Regions from separate parts of the Mus musculus genome. Here all the other regions are linked to region 1. The links are chromatin contacts, found by Hi-C or POLR2A ChIA-PET in ENCODE. All regions are on one chromosome and are shown on one strand. Each heading gives the region's core, a stretch centred on a gene start or an enhancer-like site at or near the end of the contact. The rest is flanking DNA. Distances are from core to core; before and after follow the strand shown. Region 1 holds the start of Oser1 (oxidative stress responsive serine rich 1). Region 2 holds the start of Ift52 (intraflagellar transport 52). Region 3 holds the start of Gtsf1l (gametocyte specific factor 1-like).

Evidence for each region. A loop is a pair of places that touch in the nucleus more often than their neighbours do. ChIA-PET counts read pairs that join two places held with the same protein, here RNA polymerase II (POLR2A).
Region 2: a map of v-Abl transformed pro-B cells shows a loop between it and region 1 (2.5-fold over the local background). The contact joins the promoter of Ift52 here to the promoter of Oser1 in region 1. A Hi-C loop is called at or near these places in 1 of 37 maps with a recorded cell type or tissue (v-Abl transformed pro-B cells). POLR2A ChIA-PET finds 5 or more read pairs at or near these places in 1 of 5 experiments (Patski).
Region 3: a map of CH12.LX shows a loop between it and region 1 (2.9-fold over the local background). The contact joins the promoter of Gtsf1l here to the promoter of Oser1 in region 1. A Hi-C loop is called at or near these places in 2 of 37 maps with a recorded cell type or tissue (CH12.LX and Patski). POLR2A ChIA-PET finds 5 or more read pairs at or near these places in 2 of 5 experiments (both embryonic stem cell).

What each region holds. Positions count from the first base shown.
Region 1 is chr2:163,417,228-163,421,476 of GRCm38, forward strand. Oser1 (oxidative stress responsive serine rich 1) reads right to left here and starts at 2,243. Exons shown (of 4, transcript NM_025699.2): 1 at 2,185-2,243. It overlaps 2900093K20Rik (RIKEN cDNA 2900093K20 gene), which reads left to right and starts at 2,544. Exons shown (of 1, transcript NR_151490.1): 1 at 2,544-3,134.
Region 2 is chr2:163,015,105-163,019,353 of GRCm38, forward strand. Ift52 (intraflagellar transport 52) reads left to right here and starts at 2,249. Exons shown (of 13, transcript NM_172150.5): 1 at 2,249-2,429.
Region 3 is chr2:163,087,324-163,091,572 of GRCm38, forward strand. Gtsf1l (gametocyte specific factor 1-like) reads right to left here and starts at 2,278. Exons shown (of 2, transcript NM_026630.2): 1 at 2,216-2,278; 2 at 1-524. The coding sequence starts at 238.

The DNA of each region.
Region 1 (4,249 bases), core at 993-3,492:
GGCGTGGTGGCGCACGGCTATAATCGCAGCACTTGGGAGGCAGAGGCAGGCGGATTTCTGAGTTCAGGCCAACCTGGTCTACAGAGTGAGTTCCAGGACAGCCAGGGCTACACAGAGAAACCCTGTCTTGAAGAGAAAAAAAAAAAAAAAAAAAGAATTTAGCTAGGTTTCACTTCAATATCAGAAGACAACAAGCCCACGTGGTTTATTTAACCAGGTCAAACACAAGGAAACCTCATCCACATGACTAAGTTTCACTCATCTAATTCTTCACAGGAGTAGGAGTCCTCCAAACACACAATATTCTATATACTAAGCAGAGGTTAAGTTCTGGTGTGTCTGGAGCTCCCACATCTCCAAAGATCTATCACAGGCTGTAAACAATTTCTTTTTGCTACCACAACTCCATGAAAGCTGAATTTGTAAGGACTGAAAAGATGGCTCAAAGAGTAAGGGTGAATGGCTACTAAGCCTGAGCACCTGAGCTTGTTTCCTAGAACTTGAGTAACAGGAGGAAACAACTTCCCAAGTTGCACTCTGCCCTTCATATAAAACACTCTCATACACATAATACAAGTAAAAAAAATTAATAGTGAGGTTTATAGTAGTTCTCTCAATCTGACTTGTGTGGCAATCAGTCAACATTTAAGTACACTCCAAGCCACATGGACACTGGTAAACATCACAGGCAGAGATCCACTCCTTTCACAAGTACTTCTAGGATTCCTAGTTCTACCTTGGATGCCACAACAGAGGCTGAACTGAATACAGGGGTCCCAGGAACCCCATTTCAGTAGGGAGGGCATCTCACTCCTACCCTCCAGGACTCACACTTGGCTAGGAAGCCTCCCAGCTAAGCCTCACAACTTCTAATTACACAGTGCTGACTTAATAGTATGGCAGGTGACCACCCTAGATGTTAATACAAACTTAGCATTCTTGTTGAGACACTCCCAGATATATCATTAAAAACCCCAACAGCCCAAAATAAAAATCTGGCTGCAAACCAAAAACTCTGAGAATAAAGTATCGCCTAACTTGTTTTCAAACGTCCACCACTGTGACTGCTCATGTTTTTCTTCAATTACTTTAAGCCAGAGCAAGAGTATCCTAGGCTTAACCTAGGGGGCTAGATCAGAGCATGCTTGCAATTACAAATGGGTTGTTATGCTCCTCCCAGTTCCTAGCTTTCCATTATGGAAGCATCAACCCAACAGCTTTATACAACAGGTGAGTGGATTGCCTATCTTCATTTACATTACATTGTGGGAAATTCTCCTATTACCCCTTCACTGCTCTTACTTCCAAAGAATGCCCAAAGACCTCAGACTTGCAAAAGGCCCATAAGAAGTTACTTTTCGTGGTTTTAAGTCAAATCACATCCCAGTTTCTTTCCACCAATACCGTGTGCAGTGTCTTGCTTACACCTCTGAAGCTTTAAACTAAGCTCTCCTTAAGTTTCCGGTCGAACTTCTCATTTTCAGCAGCACGAAAATGAGATCTGCACGCGTCCTCACAAAGTTAAAGCGGAGAAATCTCCCCAAACCTCTCAAAGTTACAGAGTCCCGAAAAGGAAAAACAACAACAACAAACTAACCAACCCTATCCAGAACGGCCCGGATAGAATCAATCTGTCCCTAGGACGAGAACACATCCACACCTCTCTGGGCACACCCACTCAACCCCTCAAAATCACAGGACTACAGGCAAAGCGACACGTTCGTTCCTTTCTGCCTATCACGGTTAAGCGGAGTCGGCTGGGAAAAGGTCAGAACCCGGGGACACCCAAGCGGGGAGCTGTCTCGGCTTTTACCCTGTCCGCCCCGGCCAACCACGGACTCCGAGAGGAGGCAGGAGTGAAGCTGCGGCGCAGAAGCCGCAGGACGCAAGCGGAGAGGAGTGCGACTCGCAGGGCGGGAAAAGGCGGGAAGGGGCAAAGGGCGGCAAGGAGAGCGAAAGGGGAAGCTGTGGCCGGCGCGGCCCGGACACCGCGGGAACGCAGGAAGGCGGGAAGCGAAGGCCGCGCAACTTGGCACTCCAGGCCGCGGCAGCCGAGGGCCGGGCCGGGCAGTCGGCGCAGGGAAACGCCGCGACCAGACGGGAGGGCCGGACTCCGCCTCCCGCGGGTGGGAGGCCTGGCGGACACGACGTCCCCGGCCCTCCTCGTCCCGTCCGGCCACTCACCTCCTCGCAGCTGGGGCGCTCCCGGGAATCCGGCCCCGTCGGCTCCGAGCGTCTCTCCGCGTCCGCCGCGTCTGTCTGACCCGGATCCAAACCCCACCGATAGGGTGGCCCGCGCCTCTAGAGTTGTACTGCGCCTGCGCAACCTCGGCTCGCGCCCTGCCCACCGTTCACGCTCCTCCCACCTCGGTGACTCGGCAGCTCGGCCCGCCGCAACTACGCAGGCGTACGGCGGTAGCCCGGCCTCTCGAAGCCCCAGCTCCAACCCCTCTCCGAAGCACGTGCGTCTTAAGTCATTTCCTGTTATTCTTTTCGCTCCCTCCGCCCCCTGGCTTGGGTTCGCTCCCGGCAGGCTTTTGGGCGTGCCTACTTCCTCTTCGCTGTCACGTGAGGCGGCGGCTTGCCTTGCAGCTATCGAGCCGCTGCCGCTCCCCTGGCATAGCCTGCTTCCTTCTTGTCCTCTTGAAGTCCCCAAGCCAACGGGATTCGGTGGGCTGCGGGAGTATTTGCGCCAGCTGATGCCTCCGGGAATGCTTGGCGGAGTTTCTTACATGCAACCAAGGGCGCTTGCACTCGGTCCACAACCCTCGCCGTGGGTCGTCTCTTTGGGTCCGCAGAGAAGCCAAGAAGGTATTAATTGGACGAGGCCCAGGCGGTGGATGCTGCCCGGAATTGGAATGGAAATTATTTAGGTTTTGTGGTTTTTGCTTTAAAAAAAAAAAAAAAAGCAGGATCTCATTTGTTAGACCAGCCTGAAAATCGCGTTGATTCCCCTGCCTCGGGCTCCCGTGCCTTCATTTTGAAGTATCTCTTGATAATTGAACGTCTGGAAATTAAACGGTTTCAGCGAAGGCATTTTGCTTTTGTTTTTCCAAGGATGGTTTGGGAGCATCAAGTGGGAAATACAGGGTAATGCACGTACATATTAAATTCTGCAAGAAGGTATTAAGCAATTTACCAGTCTCTGGCTTTTTTTGTTTTTTGTTGTTTGGTTTTTTCGAGACAAGGTTTCTCTGTGTAGCCCTGGCTGTCCTTGAACTCACTCTGTAGACCAGGCTGGCCTCGAACCGCCTGCCTCTGCCTCCCAAGTGCTGGGATTAAAGGCGTGCACCACCACTGCCCGGCTAGTCTCTGGTTTTTAGTGATCTGACAAGTTACCCATATGGCAAGGGTGAGCTATGAAAGACCTCCCCCTACCGCCATTGTCAGGGCCTGTTCTATTTTAAACGTTTCCCCATCGCCTGCCACTCTGGAGTTCCACTTCAGACCCTTGTGTGGAAAGACGATTTTCCTCAATAGAGTTGGTTCTGGCACCTAAACCTTAGAGTGGGTTTTCCCCTGAACCCAAGCTGGCCTCTTCTAGAAGTGGATGCTAGAGAGGATAGCCATGTCCAGCTTAACTAGAGTCAACCCACAGAGAATGGAATCTACACTTCACTGGACAGACAGCCCCGTCTCCAGACAGCTGGCTTGGCTTTGGCTTGCTTGCTTATTTTTGTTTGTTTGTTTGTTTTTTGTTTTTCCTGATCCTGCTCTATAATGCAATCATGGGAAAGCCTTTTGCATTCGATGGGAACTTCATCAGATTTTGAATTTTTTTTAAGATTTATTTATTATTATTCATTAGTACACTGTAGCTGTCTTCAGATGCACCAGAAGAGGGTGTCAGATCTCACCCTCTCACATGGTGTGAGCCACCATGTGGTTGCTGGGATTTGAACTCAGGACCTTTGGAAGAGCAGTCAGTGCTCTTAACCGCTGAGCCATGTTGCCAGCCCCGGTTTTTTTGTTTTTTTTTTTGTTTGTTTGTTTTTCAAGCTAAAATACACCCTGTGATAAGTTTGGGGATGCTGGCCCGCAGAAGGGGCTGCTGCATCTTCCCATTCAGCCACAGGATCACAAGGGCAAGCTGATGTTCCTAGTGCCCTGTGTTGTATTAAGTGTGTTTTAGACTAAGGATGCTTCCACTTGTGATGTGCTGAATAGGATGTGACCCTTTCCTAAGCTAAGAAGCACCTGTGTAGGGCTGTTGAACATAAAGCTTGTGATGGGTCCTGAATAAAACCTT
Region 2 (4,249 bases), core at 999-3,498, 400 kb before region 1:
TCAAGACACTGCCCATGCGCTGTAGATTATTCTGTTTTACTTTAGTTTCTTTCCCACAAACTCCTGGCACACACTTCAGGGTAGCCTCATTAGCTGGCTGGTTTGGGGACAATGGGAGGACTTTTCTTTGAATCAGTGTATGCTGGTGATTTTTACTGACTTTCCCTCTATATTTGGTCCCACTCCTTTCCTCTCAGTTTTGTCCCCTTTGTCCCTTGCCCTAGGAATGAAGAGGGGAGGCAGGGCTCAGGGCTGGGACACATTAAAAACCAAAGAGAACACCTGCAACACTGTTCTATTGGAGATCAAAGCTCAGTCAAGAATTACTATTAAGCTTTGATACGGAAAGAAACTGGTTCTTATCTTTCCTAGTGTGGGTTAACTGCTAGAGGTGAGACACAAGGAGAGGACAAATCTTCCCTCTTACAGGAGGGTGACTGTCCGAAACCTGAACATGCTGCCAGAAGTCCACAATCAGCTGTTCTAAGATTGTAAAGTCACAGAATGCTTCACCAAGATAGAAAATGAACAAGTATACTATGAAACTGACATATATATATATATATATATATATACATATATATATATATATATATATGAATATCCCATTTCAAAATTTGTATTGATGGGGGCTGAAGAGATGGCTCAGAGGTTAAGAGCACTGGCTGCTCTTCCAGAGATCCTGCGTTCAATTCCCAGTAACCACATGGTAGGTCATAACAATATATAATGAGGTCTGGTACCCTCTTCTGGTGTGCAGTCATACATGTAGGCAGAACACTGTATACATAGTGTTCTAAAATATATCCTTTTGAAATTCGTATTTGGCCAGGCGATGGTGGCGCACACCTCCCAGCACTTGGGAGGCAGAGGTAGGCAGATTTCTGAGTCTGAGGCCAGCGTGGTCTACAAAGTGAGTTCCAGGACAGCCAGGGCTACACAGAGAAACCCTGTCTTGAAAAAAAACAAACAGAGCAAGAGAGAGAGAGAGAGAGAGAGAGAGAGAGAGAGAGAGAGAGAGAGATTGAGATTCATATTTGTATGTGTGTGTGTGCGCGCGCGCATAAACATGCCACAGAATACTTGTAGAGGTCAAGAGGACAATTTACAGAAATCGGTTCTCTACTTCGATTATGTGGGACTCGGGGATTTAACTCAGGATGTCAGGCTCAGCCTTTTTACCTGCTGAGCCATCTCAATTCAATCCATAATCCTCATAATAAACCTTTAGAATCTATCCTCAATTTACACGTAGAAAATGCTCCAATTAAGCAGCATGTTCAAGTTCACCAGATACAAGTCATTTCTCAGACACCGGACTTCGGAGCAGCTGACTCTAAAACCCTCAAGCTCCTTCTGCAACTTGGTACAGTGAGAGAACTGCTCCAGGAGCTGCTCCCGGTCTGGTGTCCTGGCACTTCTAGTACACTTACAGTACCGAATGATCCCGTGACTTGCCCAAGTCCAGATCCTGATCATTTGCATCCTTAATTGCACACTTGATCATTTGCATCCTTAATTGCACACTCTATTCAATTCTGCAGCACTCCACTAGAAAAGTTTCCTGGCTGAGACTTAACTCAATGGTACAGCTCACGATGTGGAAGGCTCTGGATTTGATCTTCAGTGGGAGAGAAGAGATCGTTCTCTTTCACACTCTTTCCCACTTTCTAAAATCGTCATAACCACAGTCGTGAAAAGTGCCTTAAAACTTGTGTATTTTAATATCCTTAACGCATACTGCTCTGTATTAAGACATAGATGAAAATAAAAACTGCTGAGCTTCCTACATGTGCCTGCTCCAAGTTTTGAGGCTGCAGAGGCTTTGACTACAAAGCCACAGACAGCCCTCTCTCAGTGAAGCCTCTGCGGAAGCAAGCGTGTTTCCCGTTTCCATGGCAACCGTTGGCCCAAGCCAGTACCTCTTCCCGAAACGCTTCCCCAGCTCCACAATAGTACTACATCTCCGGCGCGTCACCACTCCCTACCCCAGCTTCTACTTCTAAATTTTGGTAAGACCTGGCATTTTAGGTCTCCTGATCGCTACCCGGCAAGAGCCTGCCCGGAACCTGCGTCCAGGCCAGGCCGGGGCGTGGCTTGCCGCAGCAGTCCCCGCCCATAGGCAGGCCGGAATTCCCGGCCTGGGGACCTACCATCTTATTGGTCTTTAATAGCAGTTGCTAGCAAATGAACAATATAGGTTCCCTATTAAAAAGTGACTCCTTCAGTTTGGATACAGTCTTTACCGGGAAACGGGCCAGCCCAGCGCTAGCCCCGAACCCCTACCCAACAGCCCCCAGCGTCCGCAGCCACCAGACACAGCACGTCTGTCGCGCTGTCGTCATCACGCCACGACGGAAGTCACTCGGGGCCCGGAGCCACGCCTTCTCGGCGCGCGGCCTTGGATACCTGGCGGCCTCTGGCCTCAGGTAAGGAGAGGTCGGGTTGTGCGGGCCGCCAGGTCGTTGGTCTGGCTGGAGACGATGACGGCCTCGCCATGCCGCTCTGGAGACCCCTAGGCCAGCCTTGTGGGAATCCCGAGGTCGGCAGAGGTAAACTGAGGACGCGGAAGTGGGCTGGGAACTGGTCCTGGCGATGATGTAGAATTTCTAGCTCCTCGGACTGCGCGGATTTGTCGTAGTCCTGTAGAATATGAAAAAACCTAGGATGGGGAGCCATCAAATCAGACTCAGCTATCGTTGCAACCACGCTTGGTGTTTTTCGTCACTTTGGCAAAATTTAGTATACCATGTTAGATTATTGAAGAAAAAATAAGAGAATGGTTGGGCAGTGCTACCCAAATATTGTTTCAATATTCTTATTATTACCGATTTTTAAACCTTATCCTATTCTTAGGGAAACTCATTTCTAATTCTAATAGGACAGGACCCCAGATCTACTGCTCCTTCAGAAGGAGGTGGTGGGGTTAAACTACAGTAAACTGTTACCTCGAAGTGTATTCTTCCGTTAAGAGCAATTCAGTACTCAGAGAAGGGTATTCACTTTTCCCAGAAATCTGCTCCCACCCCAAATACGTCTCAAAAGCAGAAAAATATAAATCTCAGTACTGTGATGTTTGGGTTCTTTGTGGCACCGTGTAGTAATAGGTCAATATCACTAACATGATCGTTGTGACGTTCTAATCAGGAAACTGGAGAAGGCAGAGTACAGCATTGTAGGTACACAAAATGAAAACAAGCATGTTCAAGTACAGCTCTGTTAGCCGGCTGTGATGGCACACACCTTTAACCCCAGCTTGGTCTACAGAGAGAGTGACAGTGCTACACAGGAGGAACACTGTCTCGAAAAACCATAAATAAATAAACAAAGAAAGAAAGAAAACCGGCTGGTGAGATGGCTCAGTGGGTAAGAGCACCTGACTGCTCTTCCGAAGGTCCAGAGTTCAAATCCCAGCAACCACATGGTGGCTCACAACCATCCGTAACAAGATCTGACTCCCTCTTCTGGTGTGTCTGAAGACAGCTACAGTGTATTTACATATAATAAATAAATAAATCTTTAAAAAAAAAAAAGAAAGAAAACAAGCAAAAAAATAGCCGTGTCATGTGAAGTCAACATGACAAAATGTTTTCAATTTCATTGAAGGGGTTAAGGCTGCAGCTTAGTTAATAGACTGCCTGCATGAGACCCTGGGTGTCTGCCTGGTCCTCAGAACAGGGAAAAAAAAAAAAAAGTCATTTGAGAGGCAGCGGCATGGCGGCAATGTGCCTGTAATCCCAGCACCCAGGAAACTAAGGCAAGACATTAAAGAGTTCAAGGCCGTCCTCCACTGCACAGTGCATTAGAGGCGAACCTAGATTATAGGAGATTGTCTCAGAAGAAACAGTATATTGAAGGTCTCTCCTATCAGCTCTTAAAACATGGATTGGAATTGTGCAGTCGCCTAGTAATTTAGGTAAAAAACAATGGTACCCAATATGAGCATCAGAGTAGTTTCAAATGGACCAAAAATAGTTTATATATATATATATATTTCTTTTTTATTTACATTTGTTTGTTGTGTGTATGTGGTACTGAGTGCTCATGGAAGAGAAAGGACGTCATCCTATGGGTGTTTCAGGCTTGGGGGCAAAGTGTCTGCAACTACTGAGCCATCTCTTCAATCTACAAGTGGACGTAAATTTCAGTGTTAAAAAATTATATCATAGGGCTGAAGAAATGGCTCAGTAGTTATAAAAACACTGGCTGTTCTTCCAGAGGACCCAGCTTCAAATCCCAGTACCCAGTA
Region 3 (4,249 bases), core at 1,028-3,527, 330 kb before region 1:
CTTGCAGAGGGCCTAATGTGTCCTCTTCCTCCACGGAGCTCCTGTTGACACAGGTAGCTTCATGTTCAGCCAGCTTTCTGATGGGAACCACGTGGCAGGCGTTGTATTTACAGCTGGCCATCTTTTTGGCTTTCTTGGGGTTCTTCTTCCTGCATGACGCCAGGTGGTACTGGAACCTGCTGAGCGGGATTCGGTGGTGAGGGTTATAAGGACAAATTTCTATGGATTCTGGCTCCATCCGGGAGTTGACTTGAAGCCAAGTGTCCTGCTGCCCAAAGTGTACGTGGTACACCTCGAAAGGAAAAGCCTCTTCCTGTGAAAGATTGTGCTGTCTTCTGCCAGGCTTTGGCTCTTGGGTCTCTGGAGTGAAATTCTCACTCACGTTCTGTCAGCAATCGCTATGCAGAGAAAGCCAGAAAACAGCCACCAGAGACGTTAACTCAGGCAGGTACAAGAGCCCGAAACAGTAGCTTCCAAGGAGGTGAAGTTAGCAGGTTATAATGATGCTTTGACGCTAAGATACCCTGTGTTGTCAAAGGACAGAACAGGTGGTCACAATGGGCAGCTTATGACATCAGGGACAGACTGTCCACTGGGTGGGGGAAGTGGCTTGAGGAAAGCTGCTGTTCAAATGTAGTTATGACACGTACCCGGCCCTTGGCAGTTTCGGGCTTCATTAGCATAATCAAACCCCTTATTCATCAGCGTCGGTTGTGTGGTCTTTTAAAAACATCTTTTTTACATCATGTGTTTATTTGTAAGGAGTGACATTGGGGGTACACTTAGAAGTCGGAGAAAGACTTGTAGGAAGGATCAAATCCAGGTTATCAGGCTTGGCAGCAAGCACTTCTACCCCATGAGCCTTCCTGACTCCTTTTCTTTTTTTGTCCCTCTACTTTCCCCCTCCCTTCTCTCTTTTGATGCAAGGTCTCATGTAGCACAGGTTGGCCTTGACCTTGATATGTGGCTGAGGATATAATCACACCTTATAAACTGGGATTATAGACGCGGGTCTCCGTATCTAGTTTAGATGGTGCTGGGGACAAAGTCCAGGGCCTCATGCATTTGTGGCAAGTTATCTGTCAACTAGGCTATATCCTCTTCTTCTCTCCCCCCCCCCTCCCCTGTAGCTCTGGTTGTCCTGGAACTCACTCTGTAGACCAGGCTGGCCTCGAACTCAGAAATCTGCCCGCCTCTGCCTCCCAAGTACTGGGTTCAAAGGCGTGCGCCACCACTGCCCGGCATACTTATTTATTATGATAAATCTTTGGGCTGGAGTGAAGCAGGGCCAGAGCGACTGGGGCCAAGCAAAGCAAGCAATCTTCGTTCCTAGAAACCACATGATGGCTCACAACCATCAGTACAGCTACAGTGTACTCACATGCATAAAATAAATAAATCTTAAAAAAAAAATCCTCATGCTGCAGTCCACACGTGCTACAGTTTCCAAGCACGCAGCATGCTGGGTATCATTCCTTATTTTAAGTACACAGTGTTAAAGAAATATTTCCACCCCTTCCTCAGCCTCTACATTTTCCAGTTGCGTAGTAATTACAAATTGAAGTATCCATTTGTAATTACTAATTGGCTTTTTATTTTGTGTATGAGTGTTTTTCCTGCATGGGTGCAAGTGCGCTCTGTGTGTGTGTGTGTGTGTGTGTGTGTGTGTGTGTGTGTGTGTGTAGAGGCTGGAAGAGGGCTCTGGATCTGCTGGAACTGGAGTTGTTGATAGCTGTAGGCCACCATGCAGGTGCTGGGAACTGAACTTGGGTCATCGGCCAGAAGAGCAAGTACTCTTAGCCACTGAGACCTTTCTCTGGTCCTCGGTTTACCAGAATTTCAAGTTACTATTTTATCCTTTCTGGATCAGGTGAAGCTTTCTTTTAATCCACCCTCCCTCCCTCTCTTCCCTTTAGTGCTGGAGACCGAACCCGAGCTCTTACACTTGCCAGACTCTACTACCCAGCTAAATCCTCAAATCTCTGCATTTTAAACCTGGTTTTATTACTATTATTTATGAAGCTGAGTCAGGATTTTATAAAGACATTTTGGAAGACTGTAGTACAACTAACGTAAGCTTATCCCCAACTAACTCACACATAAATGAGACTTAGAATATGGTTATTTTATTCGGCTTTGACAATTACTGGGGGTCACCCCTAATCTGCTTTTCTGCTGGCCTGGCTACCTCCCCAGCGGGGGGTTCCCCAGATACCTGCTGTTTCTCCTGGGTCCCCTCCTCTCATGGCGCCTTCTCTCTCTCCCCTCATGGTCTCTCTTCTCTCCCTCTCAAGTCTCCACCCTCAGCCAGGTAACTCAAAATCCACCTACCTATAATCTCTCCAGTAATTGGCTGTAGCCATTTTTACTTAGCCAATAGTTTTAAGGAACAAGGTTTGCACAACAAAAGCTGGTAACCAGGAGAACTCACTCACTCATAGGCCTGGACCTTCGGGTTCAGAATTTAACTTTGTGATACACAGCAACAGATCAAACCTCAACAGAGGGCTGGAGAGATTACTCAGTAGTTAAGAGCACTTGCTGGTCTTTCAGAGGATGGTGGTTCGGATCCAACCCTCATGATAGCTCACAATTGTCTATTACACCAGTTCTAGGGAAGCTTGGTGCCCTCTTCTGGCCTCCGTGGCCTCCTGCATGCATGTGTGCTTCTCAAAGGAGTCAGAAAACAAGGACTTCCATAAATAAGGATGGAATGGGCTGCTGAAGGAAGAGTTTCTTAACCTTGTTTTTTTTTGTTTGTTTGTTGGATTGTTTTGTTTGTTTGTTTGTTTGTTTTGTTTTGTTTTGTTTTTTTGAGACAAGGTTTCTCTGTGTAGCCCTGGCTGTCCTGGAACTCACTCTGTAGACCAGGCTGGAGATCCCCCTGCCTCTGCCTCCCGAGTGTGGGATTAAAGGCGTGCGCCACCACTGCCCGGCTGAAGAGAGAGTTTCTTAACTCTGACTCAAGGGCCTTCTGGACCTCCCCGCTCTTGTCATTTTGTGTCGTTGAGATTTCTTTCCCTTTCTACTCTGTGCCTCTCCTTGACTCTAGGTTCTGCCCCTGCCTCTTTGCCCTTCTGGCTTATCTTGCTTCTTACACCCGCTTGGGGAATCACTGTCCTTCCGATTCAAATTCAACCTCCTGACTTCCTCTTGATAGACTGGTCAGCCTCCGCTTGTCCCATAACATCCTTGTTTCACCTCTTTTGACCTTAGAGATTTATTTGATTCATGTGTGTCTCCGTGTAAGTGTATGCTGTGTTATCTGTGGCACCCTCAGAGGCCAGAAGAAGGTGTTACAGGAGGTTGCAACAACCCGAAGTGACTTCTCTGGATGAGCCCCAAGTTCTCTTAACTGCTGACCCCCTTCTCTAGCACCTACTTTTATTTATTTATTGAGTTATTTTATTGTTTTGTTTATGAGTGTTTTGCTTTGCTTGCGTGTATGTAGGTGGTCCAAGTGTGCTCTCAGAGGTCAGAGATGGTGTTGGATCTTGTAGGACTGGAGTTACAGATAGTTGTGATGCTCCATGTGGGTGCTGGGAATCGAACCGGGGTCCTCTTGAAGAACAACAAATGCTCTAACCATTGAGCTTCCAGCAACTTCCTCTCCCTGATTCCTGAATAGTGTTTTTGCTGTGTTACTTCCTCTTATCCCTTGAGCTAAATCCAGTTTTTAATCATTCTACATGGAGTTGAGGGTCCAGCTCAGGCACTCACAATTTTGCATGTGTGTGTGTGCGTGCACATGTATGCTCGCACACACATATGGAGTCGGATGACTATTGCAGGCATTACCTACACTTTTCATCTCCTTGAGGAAGGGTCTTTCACTGACCAGGAGGGCACTCACTGGTTAGCCTGGGTTGGCTGGCCAGCACGTCTCCACCTCCCATCTCTGGGATAATAAGCAGGCACTACTATGTCCCGTGGCTTTTTCACCTGGATTCCAGGGACTGAGCTTGGCTCCTCTGGCTTCTGGGGCCAGAGCTTCACTGATGAGCTATATCTCCAAGCCTTTCCTTAACCTGTTAGAAGGTAGTCTACTTCATTTTCTGTCTGTCTTACAAAATTTTATTGTTGGTTTTTCCACAGTCTAATCTTTTTATTTGGGTATTTCTCTTTCTTCTGTTATTTATTTTATTTTATTTTATTTTTGTGCATTTGCCACTGAGACTCAGACCCACTGCCATGCATAAGCTAGGCAAGCACTCTGCCATACAAGTTATGGCTTCAAATGTTTTTCATT